Regions from separate parts of the Homo sapiens genome. Here region 1 is linked to region 2. A link is a loop called in an ENCODE intact Hi-C map of the cell type or tissue named here. Cell type or tissue: chondrocyte. All regions are shown on one strand. Each heading gives the region's core, and the rest is flanking DNA. Links, peaks and the distances in the headings are about the cores only. Region 1 overlaps MRPS5 (mitochondrial ribosomal protein S5). Region 2 holds the start of TEKT4 (tektin 4).

Evidence for each region. A loop is a pair of places that touch in the nucleus more often than their neighbours do. Peaks named below come from ENCODE experiments on the same cell type or tissue, not always from the same donor. Only the 100,000 strongest peaks of a DNase experiment are listed, where the experiment ranks them.
Region 1: it touches region 2 in a loop (2.8-fold over the local background); 11 of 110 quality-filtered maps call a loop at or near these places.

Annotation. Positions count from the first base shown.
Region 1 is chr2:95,113,896-95,116,800 of GRCh38, reverse strand. MRPS5 (mitochondrial ribosomal protein S5) reads left to right here. Exons shown (of 12, transcript NM_031902.5): 3 at 1,598-1,735. Among named protein-coding and RNA genes, the nearest start is that of MRPS5, 6.5 kb to the left of the region's middle. In chondrocyte, for the core only: CTCF peaks have their summits at 1,050 and 1,264 (motif pointing right); no DNase peak of the experiment used is centred there.
Region 2 is chr2:94,868,681-94,871,521 of GRCh38, reverse strand. It overlaps TEKT4 (tektin 4), which reads right to left and starts at 92. Exons shown (of 6, transcript NM_144705.4): 1 at 1-92. LOC442028 (a long non-coding RNA gene) reads left to right here. Exons shown (of 10, transcript NR_037597.1): 10 at 825-2,837. RefSeq lists enhancers at 1-268, 782-1,295. In chondrocyte, for the core only: CTCF peaks have their summits at 782 and 981 (motif pointing right); DNase peaks (open chromatin) are centred at 991, 1,151, 1,791, 2,131 and 1 weaker place.

The DNA.
Region 1 (2,905 bases), core at 309-2,808, 240 kb before region 2:
GGCCTCAAACTCCTGACCTCAAGTGAGCCACCCGCCTTGGCCTCCCAAAGGACTCTGCATGTCTTTGACTTGAGCCACACGAGGGTGCTTTTTGGGCTTGGCCCATTTTGGATTCCAGGGCAATTGTTAACTGAGATGGGGACTTCATGGTCTGAAATTAATAATAATTCAGAGAATAAGAACAAAACCAAAACTGGTAATTGATCATTGATAATCTGTAACTGAGTAATTTAGCATAAGCTGATGCCATCTCCTGTTATAAAAATTATAACACGTTTTAAACAAAGTTGGTTGTAACAGTGTATTTTAAGTGACTGTTTCTCAAATCTAAAGTCAATTTCTTTCTGCTTTTGACAGTTGGACCTTTTAAGGTACATTATTAGATAGGAGAAGTATTTCAGGCTTTCAAAAAAAGTTAATTCTAAATTTATTAGTAATGATTTTACACTTTTTAAAGTATATCAGAGATTGCAGTGCTAAACAGTACAAGATTAAATATCTTATTTAATATTAAGTTAATAATTAAATATTTAATATTTAGTATTAAGTTACTTATGTTAATATTAAATAAGATATTTTATTGAAAATTAAAGAGCTGGCCAGGCGCGATGGCTCATAGCTGTAATCCCAGCACTTTGGGAGGCCGAGGCGGGTGGATCACGAGGTCAGGAGTTCAAGACCAGCCTGGCCACCATGGTGAAACCCTGTCTCTACTAAAAATACAAAAATTAGCTGGGTGTGGTGGCGCATGCCTGTAATCCCAGCTACTTGGGAGGCTGAGGCAGGAGAATCGCTGAACCTGGGAGGTGGAGGTTGCAGTGAGCTGACATCGCGCCACTGCAATCCAGCTTGGGTGACAAGAGCAGAACTCCGTCTCAAAAAAAAAAAAAAAGAAAATTAAGGAGCATACAAGAAAAGCTAAAGCTAAAGTGTATGCTGCATGATGGAATTTAGAATGATGAAGTCCTGAGTTTAAAAATGAAAAGCCCGTATTTCCTGTCTACTTTTTTATTGACTAATTCATTAAGTGAGCTAAGAGGGAACTCAGTGTGTCATCTGTCTTCCTCTGTGCAGTTGAGTAACTCATCTCCCAGAGGCAACCGTTGTTTCCAGGTTCTTACATACTTCTGGGTTAGTCTATAAAATGCATTCACACCCACTCCTTGTTTTTTAACATGAAGAGTAGGATAGTGTACATGCTCTCCTGCACCTTGCTCTTCTGACCTGGCCAGTTGCAGGTCTTTCCACAGCAATACGTTGCTGGCTGTTTACAGCAGAGGGCGCCAATTGCCCAGAGTAGACTGCTGACCTAGGTTAGCGAATGCAGTGCTGAAACTGCGGTATGGACAAATCTGCTTCTTTCTTTACCCAGCTGCCCCCGTTGTGCGGATGAACTATAACTTTCCCAACTAGGCTGGGCATTTAGGTTGTTATTGATCAAAAGTTTTATTTTTAAAAGAAAGACTCCTAAAAATCTGATTCTTAAAAGTTCAGGATTTTAGTGACTTATTTTTGTTAGTAATGATTATTTGATGCTAGCAGTGTTTTTCCACAGCTGTGAAACATCTAACTCAAAGTTTAACCCATCTGCCTACAGGCCATTTGTCATCACTGGGAACCAGAGACACCCATCCCTACGCCAGCTTGAGCCGTGCACTGCAGACACAATGCTGTATTTCTTCTCCCAGTCACCTGATGAGCCAGCAGTATAGACCATATAGTTTCTTCACTAAATGTATGTAGAATGGCCACAAACTTCCTGTTTCTTGAAACAGGAAAAGGATTTCTTATATCTGAATTTTTCTTCTTTTTTACATGAATTAAGATTTTAGTGATTAGTTTACAATGTACTGTTAAAATGAAAATGTTCCTTGATGTACATCCTAGAATTATCTCACATGCTACCAGTTGTATTCTGGGGAGTACTAGTTTGCTTTAGTCCCCTTGTTTGGGGCACCTGAGGCCTGAAGGGTATTGAATCATGGCCCATATCTCTTGCTGACTTAGATTCACACCAAGAATATACTCATGTTTTCATTCGTGCCTTAGTTGAGGAGACAGGACATCTAATTGGAAAAAGTTAATTGTAAGGAGATATTGTTCACTAACACTAGTCTTATTTGTGATAGCATTTAAAAGAGTCTAATCTGAACTGAGACTAGCTTGTCAGGTAACAAATGGAGATTGAGTTTAAAACTCAGCATTAGGCAAATTAAAAGAAATTAGGATTGGCCGGGCGCGGTGGCTCATGCCTGTAATCCCAGCACTTTGGGAGGCCGAGACGGGTCGATCACAAGGTCAGGAGATCAAGACCATCCTGGCAAACACAGTGAAACCCTGTCTCTACTAAAAATACAAAAACAAAATTAGCCAGGCATGGTGGCGGGCGCCTATAGTCCCAGGTAGTCCCAGCTACTTGGGAGGCTGAGGCAGGAGAATGGCGTGAACCCGGGAGGCGGAGCTTGCAGTGAGCTGAGATCGTGCCACTGCACTCCAGCCTGGGCCACAGAGCGAGACTCCATCTCCAAAAGAAAAAAAAAAAGAAATTAGGATTATAAAGGCAATTCATGATTAGTTTAGAATATTTGGTAAATACAGAAAAATAAAAAAGAGATAATCACCTGTATTCCTACTATGAAATACTGAGTTTGCTGCCTTTTTTTTTTTTTTTTTTTTTTTTGGGAGATGGAGTCTCGCTTTGTCACCAGGCCGGAGTACAGTAGTGCGATCTCGGCTCACTGCAACCTCCACCTCCCGGGCTTGAGCGATTCTCCTGCCTCAGCCTCCCAAGTAGCTGGGACTACAGGGGCGTGCCACCACACCCAGCTAATACTTGTATTTTTAGTAGAGATGGGGTTCCACCATGTTGGCCACAATGGTCTTGATCTCTTGAACTTGTGATCCA
Region 2 (2,841 bases), core at 26-2,525:
GGTCAGCCTAGTGCGGTCAGCGGGGCAGCTCCAACGGCTCAGTCCCAGAGCAGGACGCGGCTCCCAGTCGCTTGGGTGACACTGTGTAAACCAAGAGCTTCCTGTTGCCAAGAAACGGGATCTCTTCTCCAGTAGCTAGGGGAGGGGCATTCAGGGTGGTGGGCAGAACTGCCCTCTTAAAGGGCCAGGCAGCCCCAGCCCCACCATCCCTGTCCCCGCCTCGGGGCAATCAACAGTGGCCAAGGGTTCCTGTCACTTAGAGGATCCTGGGGCCAGCCCGTCTCCAGCCTCTGAGTCCCACCCTTAGGGTTCAGGGTGTGGGTGGGGACCTACTGCCCTGGCCCCTTCCTTGGTTCATCCATTTGTTCCTGGTTTGCGCTCTGATCCTGTCCTGTGCGGAGCTCCGCGCTCAGGGTGAACAAGACAGGAGACTCTGCTCAGTTGCAGCCACCTCAGGGCAGAGGGCTGTGGCTGTCGTGTGGGTGTTGGGTGTGCTGACTGATAGTGTTACTTGATGCCGTACAGGTGGCTGCTCTCCCTGCCCTCCTGGCCCCAACAGCAGCCTGGTAGCACAGGGAGGGTTCCAGGCCAGGTCCCCTCGGGGGCAGTCTGAGGCAGTTCCTGCAGGAACTCTGCTCCATTTTCTCCTGCACCTAGTGCCTGAGAGCCAGGCCCTGGCCTCTGGCCTTCTCCTCCCAAGTCCAAGCCAGGGTCCCCTCAGGCTGGGCACAGCGGGGAGGGAGTCTGAGTGTGCTCTTCGCTGGGGAGTTGAATTCAGCCTCTGGGTAAGTGTCCAGAGTCAGACGCCCAAATCTGCCCCACAGGGCGGAGGCAGGTCCTGTGCTGCGGAGGCTGCCCTCAAAGCCATTCAGGGCCAGGCTGCCTGGCGGAGGCTGGATGGGCAGGAAGCGCCCCAGGACACATCGGAGTCCCCCTAACCTGGGGCCAGGGGAGCCCCAGCCTAGGCGCGATTCCCCACACGGCCAGCGGAGGGCGACGTTGGTCTGGCACTGAGAAGCCTGCGGCTCCTGGCTCGGCCTCCCCTCCGTCTGCCTGGCGCATGCAGTCCTGGGGACCCCCAGCCCCTCCGGCCTCCTCTTCTCTGAGAGCCCCCCACCAGAAAGTCCTCACTAGGAAGTCCATACCCTTCCTACAGCACAGACCTCTGGGCCCCTGTTCTCTCCACCTTCACCCCCTCTCCCACCACAGCCCACACCCTCACTCCAGCCACAGGAGCCGGAGCTCCTCCTGGGCCATTCCCACCACCCCGCCCAGGGTCTCTCCAGCCCCACCATGTGCCGGCCAGTGCCCTCCTCCTGGACCTGACCTCCCCCCGTCCTGGCCTCTCCCGCGGCCAGAACCCTCAGTCCATGCTGCTGTCACCACGGTGCGCCTGGCCTGACACAGCCTCCTGATGGGGCTTTTGAGGACAGCAGCCCGGAGACTTACCCTAACCCAGGCCGAGTCAGAACCTGTGGCAGGCGGCCTGGGAACCTCTTCTTACTGTCCATCAAAATTGGGAGGTCAGGGGACCTTCAGGGACTGGTGTGGTCTGAGAAACATCCTCGAGCCTCGCCATGACTCAGTTTCCCCAGATGGCAGCAGGCTGGAGCCCACACGCAGGGCAGGATGCCAGGCTCCACCTTTTGTCTGGAACCTGCATTCACTGGGCACCTCTCTTTAGGCAGAGCAGAGCAGAGCTGCCCGTGTTTGTCCCCTGATCTGTGGCCCCAGGAGCCCGAGAGACCACCTGAGCCAACGAGAAGGCCTCTGGGCCAGAGCCCAGCTCTGCGAAGTGGGAGACTTCTCAGCCTCCACTTCCAGGTGCCCTGAAGTCGTTGGCAGGGGGTGCTGCCTGCTTGGGGCTCCCAGACTAAGGGAACACATTCATGTGGTGACCACGATAGGCCCTGCAGGCTGAGGCACAGGATTTGACCAAGGACGCATCAGAGATAGGAGACTGGGCCCTCACTCCTGCCAGCTGCAAACTCCCAAAGCCCCCAGCCCTCTCATGGGGTGAAGATGCCCTGAAGGACACTCCAGTGTGCTCCCACCTCTGGGTTCTGCCAGCCAGAGAGTGGGACCCTCAGGCCACATGTGTCTTGCTGGATCTCAGCTTTAGGGACCCATCGTGCTGGCAGCTCCCTGAGACCTGGGTCAGGGGGTGTCCATTAGAGCACCTTGGTCAGGACCCAGAGATGGGGAGGGCAGTTGGCATCTCCAGAAAGCAGGAGGTGGGGCATGGCTCTGTGACAGACGTCCCTGTGACAGGGAGGATTGGAGGGACAGAGGGGCGTGCTCAGGGGCGGAGGGGCAGATGAGGCCACCAAAGGGCACCTTGAACACTGGATGGCCCCAGGAAGGCCCTTGAACCCCATCCTGATTGATCCAGGGCCTGTGACCTTGGCCCAGACTGCAGGCCTGGGGACTTGAGTTCCTTTAGTTTCTTAAGAAACTACTATACTCCTTTTTGGCATAGCTGTACGATTTTACATTCCCACCAGTAATGTGTGAAAGCTCTAGTTTTTACTCATGCTCCTCAGCGTTTGATGTTTTATTTTTATTTTAGCTATTCTGATATATATGTGTTAGTCATTGTGGTCTTAATTTGCAAATTTCTAATGACTAATGATATTTAACACCTTTTCTTGTTCATAATTAAATACCATCTGTATTCCTTTTCGCATATCATCAACACAACCGTGAAAAATCAGAACAAAATTTTTCAGACGACTTCAAAATTTTTAGAACAATACTCAAGGGAAAAGGTGTTTATTTAGAACAATGAAAACAATGAGACATTAACTTCCAGGTTAAATAAAGTTGATTGTGTGCATAAAA